2 separate regions of the Homo sapiens genome follow, and region 2 is linked to region 1. A link is an interaction called in ENCODE POLR2A ChIA-PET data of the cell type or tissue named here. Cell type or tissue: MCF 10A. All regions are shown on one strand. Each heading gives the region's core, and the rest is flanking DNA. Links, peaks and the distances in the headings are about the cores only. Region 1 has its middle 23 kb from the start of SIGLEC15. Region 2 overlaps EPG5 (ectopic P-granules 5 autophagy tethering factor).

Evidence for each region. ChIA-PET counts read pairs that join two places held together with the same protein. Peaks named below come from ENCODE experiments on the same cell type or tissue, not always from the same donor. Only the 100,000 strongest peaks of a DNase experiment are listed, where the experiment ranks them.
Region 2: POLR2A ChIA-PET joins it to region 1 with 5 read pairs; 2 of 35 experiments call an interaction of 5 or more read pairs at or near these places.

What each region holds. Positions count from the first base shown.
Region 1 is chr18:45,800,464-45,805,850 of GRCh38, forward strand. It overlaps a transcript of EPG5 not described here. Among named protein-coding and RNA genes, the nearest start is that of SIGLEC15, 23 kb to the right of the region's middle. In MCF 10A, for the core only: no CTCF peak of the experiment used is centred there; DNase peaks (open chromatin) are centred at 1,058, 2,488 and 2,818.
Region 2 is chr18:45,866,473-45,871,859 of GRCh38, forward strand. It overlaps EPG5 (ectopic P-granules 5 autophagy tethering factor), which reads right to left. Exons shown (of 44, transcript NM_020964.3): 36 at 4,095-4,270; 37 at 1,091-1,276; 38 at 326-535. Among named protein-coding and RNA genes, the nearest start is that of SIGLEC15, 43 kb to the left of the region's middle. In MCF 10A, for the core only: no CTCF peak of the experiment used is centred there; no DNase peak of the experiment used is centred there.

The DNA of each region.
Region 1 (5,387 bases), core at 76-5,075:
TAGTAACTTCATAGACAGTTTTCATCAACCTCTTTATCATTTTCTCAGATTTCTACAATGGGCATGCAGCACCATGATGGCTGGGGAGGAAAAAACTAAAAATCAAAAAGTCAAAAATTAAAACAAAAGCTGGTTTTATTGATCGATAACTGCACATTTTTGGTTGGAGGTGCCAGCTCTTGACGAATTTGCAGCCCTCTCACTCTCGATATTGGAGCTTCTTCCTCCTGTGCTGTCTTCTCTGCCTGGGGAAATTTGTGTCCCTCAGCTAGGCCACCCAGGGGAATCACATGATGATCCTGAACATTCCATCCCATCAGGCTGTGCACAGGACTGGCTGCATCTGAGATCAAACGATGTTCAAAGAAAGTTCAGACTCCAGCACTCCAGTTAGGGCAAGCCTCTTAAAAGGTGAGCGTCTTGATACCTGTTTGGAAGGAGGGAACACTGGTTGCAGGAAATTCAGGTGAGCATTTTTGAAAGAGGTGGTGTATAGACTCCAAAGCATCTTCCTCCTACTTTCTTAAATTTTTTTGTTTTGTGTGTTTGGGTTTTTGTGTTTTGAATGGGGGGTTGTTTTTCGGTTTTTTTGAGATGGAGTCTCGCTTTGTCACCCAGGCTGGAGTGCAGTGGTACGATCTCAGCTCACTGCAACCTCTGCCTCCTGGGTTCAAGCAGTTCTCCTGCCTTAGCCTCCCAAGTAGCTGGGATTACAGGTGCGTGCTACCACACCTGGCTAATTTTTGTATTTTTAGTAGAGACAAGGTTCACTACGTTGGCCAGGCTGTTCTTGAACTCCTGACCTCAAGTGATCTGCCCACTTCAGCCTCCCAAAGTGCTAGGATTACAGGCGTGAGCCACCACATCCGGCCCTGTGTGTTTGTTTTTTGAGACAGGGTCTCACTATGTTGTCCAGGCTGGTCTCGAACTCCTGAGCTCAAGCAATCCTCCTCCCTTGGCCTTCCCAGTAATTGGCTTTTAAACATTTGATGGAGGGTGCTGGTGAGCAAAACTTGACAGTTATGAAACAGGAAACCAGCAGGAAAAGGACCTGCCCAAACTTGGAGGAGAAGGTAGTGCCAGGGAAGAAGGGATGGCACTGAGCTTAGTGTGCAACCCAGAATTTGTGACAATTGCACAACACACCCTCTTGTCATTCCTGTCAGTTTTATTCATTCCCCTCCCTCCCTTCCATTCCTTTCCCAGTCTTTAATCCCCCTGTTCCTTCCCTTCTCCTACTCCCTTAATCACTTACAGTCCCACTCCCAGGAGGAAGGGGTACAGGAAACTGCATTTCTCCTCCTGAAGGTCACTGTGTGCAGCTGAAGCCACTTAGTCCACAGGAAGGAAGGCCAGCTGGTAGGAGTTCAGATGGCAGTTACAGCCACCAGGGGACAGCTTTGGCATCCACCCCCTTCAGGGCTCTCCTGAGAGGGAGGAGCAGTGCCCACCCTAGGGAGGGCTGAGCTTTATCACACTCTCTGAGGGCTCTCTGGGTCCTGCCTCATCAGCTCTGATGGCGGAAGGGTTGACAGGGGGCAGCAAGGATGGTTTTGTCCTGTGGCACCTCACCCTGCAGTGTCCACTCCCTCCTACCCCCAGCTCTTCCTGCCTTGCCTCCTGTTCCCTGTGATCCTCCCTTGGTGGAGTGCTGATGTGATGGAGTGGCCCTTCCTTGGAGACTCCCCACAACAATCCAAGTCCCCAACACTCTCCAGTCAGGGAAGACTGAAGCTACAACAAGTACTGGCACTGATCTTTATGACTCTGGTTCAGGCTAGGCATGGTGGCTCACGTCTGTAATCCTAGCACTTTGGGAGGCCGAGGCAGGTGGATCATTTGAGGTCAGGAGTTCAAGACCAGCCTGGCCAACATGGCAAAACCCCATCTCTAATAAAATACAAAAATTAGCCGGGCATGATGGCATGCACCTGTTGTCCCAGCTATTCAGGTGGCTGAGGCAGGAGATTCTCCTGAACCTGGGAGGTAGAGATTGCAGTGAGCTGAGACCACACCACTGCACTCCAGCCTGGGCGACAGAGCAAGACTCCATTTCAAAAACAAAAAACAAAAAAAAAAGTCTCTGGTCCTTTCCAGCTACATCCAAACTTCCAACCCCACCCCAGTGCCCAGAGAAGGGAGGAGGTGGGGACTAAGCCCAACAGGGCCCACTTGTGCCCAATACCTTTCCCCACACTGTCCTACTGCCTCTCCTCACCTTCTGCCCCACCCTCACTCTGCATGACTGAATGACTTAATTCAAATTGCATTTATTTGCTCATTTCTAATCACATCCTAGGATCTCATGCTCTCTTGATGGTAAATAAAAGTGAACAGAAAATGTCTTCTAATGACCTGGTAAATCAAGTTTATACCTTTCCCAAATCAGGGTCAATTTGCTCTAAATCTAGTCAAGTCAGAACCCAGCATTAGTAGGTGGCCTGACCACATGGCCCCTTCCCCCAGTCTCTTAAGGCATAGTGAGTCACTCACAGAGGCCAGCTTAGCCCTTCATGAGTCAGTATCTCCTGTTTATGTACAGAGTCATTACTTTCTCTATAGGAAAAAAAGGAGGTGGTGGTGGAGGTGCTTGTCTATAGATGGACTGGGCATTGTAATTTGAAAAGCATTGAGAAAAGTCCCTATCTCCAAAGACATTATCAGCCTTACATAATATCTGAAAACCTATCATTTGAGACATTTCTCAGAGCAATGATCCTTTATAAAATATGGGATGAGGCCAGAAGAGCCATTTTACTATGTGACAGTCAGTACAACTCAGTGGCTAGGAATCAGGATCTGGATCGAGTTCCACTTCTGGTATGGCTGAGTAAACGCTTACTGTACTGAGCTTCCTGCCAATAACAACTATAAACTCAGGGGTTGGGAGAGGACAAAATCTATCTGAAGGCCCTGGAGAGTATACAACAGCAAGCAGGCTCCAGGGGGAAGTTAACACTTGGAAGAAAGGGTTAGTAGGAGGTTATTCTCCTGTTTTTACCACTTTTGGCCTGATGGTCAGCTGCAGTCACTGTCCTGAGGGGCAGCTAAAACTGAGAAGAAACTCACCATCTTTCTGGCCTGAAGAACTGGCAGACAGAGTTTGAGGGCAACCCCAGCTGCTAGAAAGTGAGGGAGAATCCTCAAAGGGAGAGAGCCAGAGAAAGAAAATCCCAAATTCCATGTATAAAGTCTGCCCCAATTTTTGCCTGACCCCCAAACACCCATGTACAGCAGAGATTGTAAGCACCCTATCTAAGGGTGAAAGAACAAAAAGCAGATATGAGGGGCCACTCAGAAAAAAACAGAATTTGCAGTTTGAACCATAACAAGTTAATTTCTCATTAAAATGAAAAATTCAAAACTCTTTGAAAGAATACAACTGAATCCAGTCTCCACAATATGACATTCACAATATCCAGAGTACAATCCAAAATTTCTTGACATATTGAGAGACAGGAAGATGTGATGTATTCTCAAGAGTAAATATAATAGGCAAAAGTCAAGCTCAAGATGACACAGATATTGAAATTAATAGAAATTTATTTTAAAATGGCAATTCTTACTATACTAAATGACATAAGGAAAAATGTGCTTATAATGATTAAAACATAGTTAGTATCATCACCTAAATAGAGACGCCTAAAATTATAATCAAATGGAAATTCTATAACTAAAAAATACAGTATCTAATTTTAAAAAATTAACTGGATGGGGCTTAACATAATTTTTTAAAACAGATGAAAGAGTAGGTGAATCTAAAGAGAGATCAACAGAAAATATCCAATCTGAAAGACAGAGATAAAAATGATAGTACCTAAAGGGTGGTATTGAAAGGTCTAACATACCTACAATTGAACTCCTAGAAGAACAGAGGACATGGGGTAGAAAAAAATTATTTGAATAAATAATGGCCAAAAAGTCCCCAAATTTGGCAAAAGACATAAATTTACAAATCTAAGAAGCTCAGCAAATCCCAATCAAGTTAAATAAAAGAAAAACATGCCTGGGCACATTAGAGTCAAATGAATGGCAAAGTGTCAAAAGCATGCAGAGAAAAACAGCACATTACACAGAGGAGAATAATGAGTCAAATGACTGTTGATTTCTTATATCAGAAGCAATGGAGGCCAACACAGTGAACCAACATTCTCAAAGCACTAAAAGCAATATCTATCAAATATGAAGCAGAATAAAGACTTTCCAAATAAAAGAAAACTAAGAGAATTTATCACTAGCAGACCTTTATTATAAGAAATGCTAAAGAAAGTTCTTTATCTGAAGATAAATGATATCAAATGAAAATATGGATCTTTAGACATGAAGAACATCAAAACTAGCAAATAGAAAAAACTGCTTTTCCAGCCTAATTCCTTTCCAATATATATCACTATTCAAGGCAAAAATTATGACCTTGCATTGTAGGATGCATAATGTATATAAATGTCATATGGTAATCATAACACAAAGGAATGCTGGGGGCAGGTATAAGAGGACCTATACGATTGCAAGGTTTGCATATTTTATGCAAAGTGGGACAATGTAAACTCAAATCAGATTATAAAAAGTTAAGAATGTATATCGTGATTCTTAGAGCGGACATTGGGTAAAAACTACAATAATATATAGAAAAAACATTAATATGTAAATTAAACTGGAATTCTAAAACATGTCCAAATAATAATTTCTAAAAGGCACTAAATGCAATATGGTACCCTAGATTGGCTCCTGAAACAGGAAAAAGGGGTTATTTGTGAAGAAACAAAGAAATCTGAATAAAGTCTGGCACTTAATTAATAGTAGTGTACTAATGTTAGTTTCTTAGTTGTGATGAATGTACTGTGATAATGTAAGATGTTAACTTCAGCAGAAACTGGGTGAGAGGTATACAGGAACTCTCTGTACTATTTTTGCAACTTTTATGTAAATCTAAAATTTAAACAAAATAAAGAGCTTCTGTAAAAAAAAAAAAAAAGACAAGAAAGAAGTAACAGAAGAACAAAAATCAGAGGGGCAAAAAAGAAAACAAATAAAATGGTGTATCAAAATATAATCAGAATAATATTAAATGTTAATAGGCAAAAATTTCCAATTAGCTAAAAAAAAAGAAATAGCAGAGCTTGTTGTAATGGCTTAAAAACAAAAGTAAGATTTAAAGATATGCTGTGAATGGGACCCACTTTGAATATAATTATACAGATAGAGTGAAAGTAAATAGATGCAAAAGTATATGCAATGCCATGCCAGAAAAAGCCAGATCATTCAACACAGAAGTATTACCAAAGATTAGGAGGGATATTTCACAATGATTAAAATGTCATTGGGAAAACATAACAGTCTTGTATGTGCATGTGCCTAACAACAGCACTTTAAAATATATAAAACAA
Region 2 (5,387 bases), core at 209-5,208, 66 kb after region 1:
CAAGCCTAAGTTCATATTACCAACCTCCCTTCCTCCCTGCTATTCTGCTGCCAATGACATTCAGATCATGAAACCAGCAGCTTGCTGGCAGCCCTCAATCCTTTTGACCTTTCATCGACATGTGACATTGCTAGTAAGTAAAAGTTCACCCAAAGGGAGAACTCAACCCAAAAGATCTACAAGGCCAAAAGATGAGTATATGATAATACACATCCTCCGACTTCCTCTGCTGAGCACTTCCTAGCTTCGACTGTCCTTTGTAGCACTTATGCTGCTACCAATCTCCAGGAACAGTCTCTGCCTTTTAAACTACCTCTCAACTTACAAGATGCTTCTGGCTGTCAGTAGGAATAGAAAGGCCCGCAGACACTTTTAGGAGCTTCATGATTAATTCAGCATAAGATTCTTTTGCCAGGATGATGGACGGCGGGTAATGGCTGCTGAAATAACTTAGCACACTCTGGTACGACACAATATCCACAAGATGCCATGAAAGTGAGCTTGTCTGTCCAAGGAGACTAAGTAAAGGTGAATCCTAAAAATAAAACACATATTCCTTTAGTTCCAGAGCCCCAATTTTTCCAGAAATATGTGTTGCTAACTAGTCTGTGGAATAACTACTAAGATGGCCTATGGTAAGCACAGAACAGTTATGATATCAAGTAAGTATCTACTCGAGTTAGGAGTACTAGTGAAAGCAATAACCAAACTTTTGGCAAAAACACATTCATATTAAGATGTATTGAGTATCTGGAACCCAGGTTCTTTTCTTTCAAAAGAACTCCCTGTTCTGGTGGGACATGCCAAAATTGACTTCAAGAAGCATACAAGAGATTGAAGTAGATATTAATGAGATACAAAATAAAGTTGATTAATACATTCTAACTCAGTGTGGTTCTTTGCATAATTTAGAATCAGATAATGAGCTATCCAAGAAAATCAGGCATCTGGTTAAAGGTACATCTCATATGCCAAGCATCTGTTCACACTGATAGGGGCACTGGAAAAACAAATGAAAAACTACGACCTAGTAGAAAGCAAAGATCTAAGCAGCCTTGCCGAATTTTTGCCATAAGCTTCCCAAACTTACTGTTTGGTCTACCAGTTGAACTTCCTTTGCCAATAAAATCATCATGAAAAGGAGGCAGACAATCATGCTGCGGGTTTCTGGGTGGGGACTGGAATTCCAGGCATCAGAGAGCACACTAACCCAGTTGACTTCACAGAGTACAGACCCCAAAAATAAGAAACAGCTCTTGGGGCTTCCTCGTTCCACCTAAAAGAAAATGAATTAAAATCATTCTGTTGCCTTGTGCTATCTATGTATCTGGAAAATGTATGTAAATTGTTTCATAATTATGTTTTTAAAAAACACTTTTTCCCCAGATTATATCACTTAGAATCCCACCTCCTAGAGATTTAGACTTAATATTTGTAATATCTTTCCTTCCACAGTGTATGTGTGTATATTTTAGTTTGTCTGTTCAGATTTCAGCATTTATTCCAATCATTCTTAATAAGCGAGGAATGACCTTCCCTAACCCCAACCTGGGTGGAGAATCGCTGCCACAGTAAGTCACTGGAGCTGCAGGGAGTGTATCAGAATCCTCAGGTGTGCCAGGACAGGGCAAAGTTGAAATTTACTAGTCAGTAGTTCCCAAACTTAAGTGTGCATCAGAACTAAATGGAAGGTATATTAAAACAGACTGCTGGGCCTACCCCTAGAGCTTTTAATTTTGCAGGTATGGGTTGGGAGCCAGAATGTGTAAGTTCCCAGGTAATGCTGATGCTGCTGTCCCAGGGACCACACTACTTTGAGATCCACTACACTAGTGTATATTATTTATATTGCCTTTTTCCTTTTTCCTTTTTTTTTTTTTTTGAGATGGAGTTTCACTCTTGTTACCCAGATTGGAACGCAATGGCACGATCTTGGCTCAACGCAACCTCCGCCTCCTGGCTTCAAGCAATTCTCCTGTCTCAGCCTCCTGAGTAGCTGGGATTACAGGTGCCTGCCACCATGCCCAGCTAATTTTTTATTTTATTATTTTATTGCTTATTTTTTATTTTATTTTTAGTAGAGTCCGGGTTTCTCCATGTTGGTCAGGCTGGTCTTGAACCCCCAGCCTCAGGTGATCTGTCCACCTCAGCCTCCCAAAGTGCTGGGATTACAGGCGTGAGCCACCGCGCCCGGCCTATATTCCCTTTTTAATGTAATGCTGTATTATAACAATGTCTCCGTATTATTAGTCTTTACAATTTTTGATGACTGCATGTTTAAATTCTATTTAAAATATGAGAGGCCGGGTGCAGTGGCTCACACCTGTAATCCCAGCACTTTGGGAGGCCAAGGCAGGTGGATCACAAGATCAGGAGATTGAGACCATCCTGGCTAACATGGTGAAACCTCATCTCTACTAAAAATATAAAAAATTAGCTGGGCATGGTGGTGGGCACCTGTAGTCCCAGCTACTTGGGAGGCTGAGGCAGGAGAATGGCGAGAACCTGGAAGGAGGAGCTTGCAGTGAGCCAAGATCGTGCCACTGCACTCCAGCCTGGGTGACAGAGCAAGACTCCGTCTCAAAAAAAAAAAAAAAATTAGAGAATGAGGAACAGATGTACTATAAAGTATATAAGAAACCTCAAAGATCTCTTACAAGCTATTTAAATACTTCTAATTTGTTTAAAATAAAACATGGCTACTCATGAATTTTTCCTTTCAAAATGAAGATTAAAAGCTCTAGTCTATTTATAAAATCATGATCAATGGAATTTGGTGATGATTCATTTCTTGTCATTACTGTTATTATATTATGCTAACTACTAATTCTCTTCCTTTTAGAAAATGATTCTTCATTGTCCATTATAATCTGTTCTCTATCCTCATCCTCAACCCCACCAAAAAAATATAGTTTATTATGCCAACAAGACACAAAGAATTAAAAGATCCCCAGCTTCTGGGGTGGTCAGGGTCATCTGCCATTAGAATAAAACTCCTAGAGACAGAGTCTACAGCATCCCTTAACAGGCTGTGCTACTATCTAATCTGTCTTATAGTTAAGGTCATCCTTTTTAAAACTCCATCTTATAGTTCTTTAAACCACCTTTCTCTAGTATGTTCATAATGGTGATAAATATTTACTTAATGCCCGTCTCATATACTAAATCTAGCTATAAAATCATTCTTAAGCCTGGGATTTCTCTAGAACAACTGCCCTCAGCTTTTCTTGCATTTCAGCTACTGAGTGGCTGACAAGAGCAGCACAGATGGGGTTCCATTAAGGGCACTAAAAAAGTTAAGTATATTTTGCTAACCTTCATAAATAACTGTAGATCTGTATCAAAGCACTTAAGGTGTCTCAACAATAAATGTGACAGTAAGAGTAAACACTAACTGATGAGACTATGAACAAATGAACTGAAACTACCATAAAAACCTAAGACAAGAGTGTAATTAAAAAAAAAAAAAAGAAGAAAAACAACAACAGCTCCAAATGCCTGACTAGTATGTAAGTTACACTACACTCTCTGTTTTCTGGTTTTGTAACCATTGCTTCTACTGCAAAGACTCGCATGCACTCTCTTTTTTTAAGTCATTTCAGGTCTGCACACGATTATGATGCATCATCGGTTGTCACAATGCATTTTATCTCCTATAATCAAATTATTCACTTGCATAACTGCTAAAAGAAACTAATAGCTTCAGTACCAATTTACATTTGCTTTAATAGGACATTTAACGATAAGCAGTTGTTGACACAAACTGTAATGACACAAACACATCAATAACAACCAAGATTAAGCATAACGGAGGCATTAAACTACGTACTCACACGTGACAAAGTCTAGGGGATGACTGACATATTATAGATAAAATCTTTCTCTGGGTTTTAAAAATGGTCCTGTAGATGTTTTAACACGATAAAATGACTTCCACAAGACACTGTTTTCCACAGGCACCACCGAGGCAACACAGAATGTATTCATGGTCCACGCTAGCACACACTGCCACTATGCCTAACAACCACAGTGACCAGGCTGCTCCCTAGAAGCCAGATCTCTCTAGGCTGCGATGCCGGGAATGAAGGGCTTACTTTGAAGAAGGCCTCCATGAGCATCTGGTCAGGGTGCAGGTCCTTCCATGGCAGTTTCCGGTACGTGCTATGGAAAGCGTACAGAATGAACTCTGGCATTTTGGGTGCTGTACATGCTTCACAATAATGCATCAGGTGCAACCAAAGGGCTCCTGCATCACCTGGCAACAGCTTATCTAGAATGTGAAAAGAAAATAGAGCTGAAGACCTTTGGTTTACCTTAAAAAAAAAAAAAAAAAGCAAATTTGAACTAAAAGTCTAAAATCTAAGGTTCTCATGATTGACCCAATTTCAAAGATTTTCATGTAGGGAGAGTGGTTAAGGGGACTACTGGCAGATTAGTAATAAAGAATGGTACTTTAATTACCCACTCGGGTAACTGGAATGAGCAGATGCTGTGTGGGAAATAATCAGCTTTTCTTTAAAATTTCTAAACGTATGGCTTTTTAACTGAAATACACTCCTACAGCTTGTTGCCCTCAGTATGTATTCAGTTTTACACATTTAGTGCTTCATTCATTTGGCACTCAGGAGAAATCCAAAATCCCTCAAAAGGAAATGTTCCATTTTTTAAAAGAAGGCATACAAATAGCCAATAGGTGCATGAAGAAATGCTCAGCATCACTGATCATTAGAGAAATGCAAACTAAAACCACAACAATGTATCAGTGCACAGCTGTTAGGATAGCTGTTATCGAAAAGATGAACGATAACAAGTGTTAGAGAGGATCTGGAGAGAAAGAAACTCTTAAACACTGTTGGGGGGAGTGTAAATTAGTACAACCATTATGGAAAAAGGCATGGAGGTTCGTCAAAAAACTAAAAATAGACTACCATATGATCCAGTAATCTCACTTCTGGGTATATATCCAAAAGAAAGGAAATCGATAGGGAGAAGGGATAACCACACTCCCATGTTCACTGCAGCATTATTCACAATAGCCAAGATATGGAAACAACCTAAGTGTCCTTCAAAAGATGAATGGATTTTTCTAAATGTGGTGTATATACACAATGGAATACCAGTCTGCCTTAGAAGAGGAGGAAATCCTGTCATTTGCAACAACATGAATGAATCTGGAGAACTCATGCTAAGTGAAGAAAACGAGGCACAGAAAGACAAATGCCACATGCTCTTACTCATATGTGGAATCTAGTAAGTTGAACTCATTGAAGTAGAGAATAGAATGACAGTTACCAGAGGCTGTGGGGTGTCAGGGGAAAAGGGAGGGAATGAGGAGTTGCTGATCAAAAGGGCACAAAGTTTCAGAGGGCAGGAGGAATAGGTTTCAG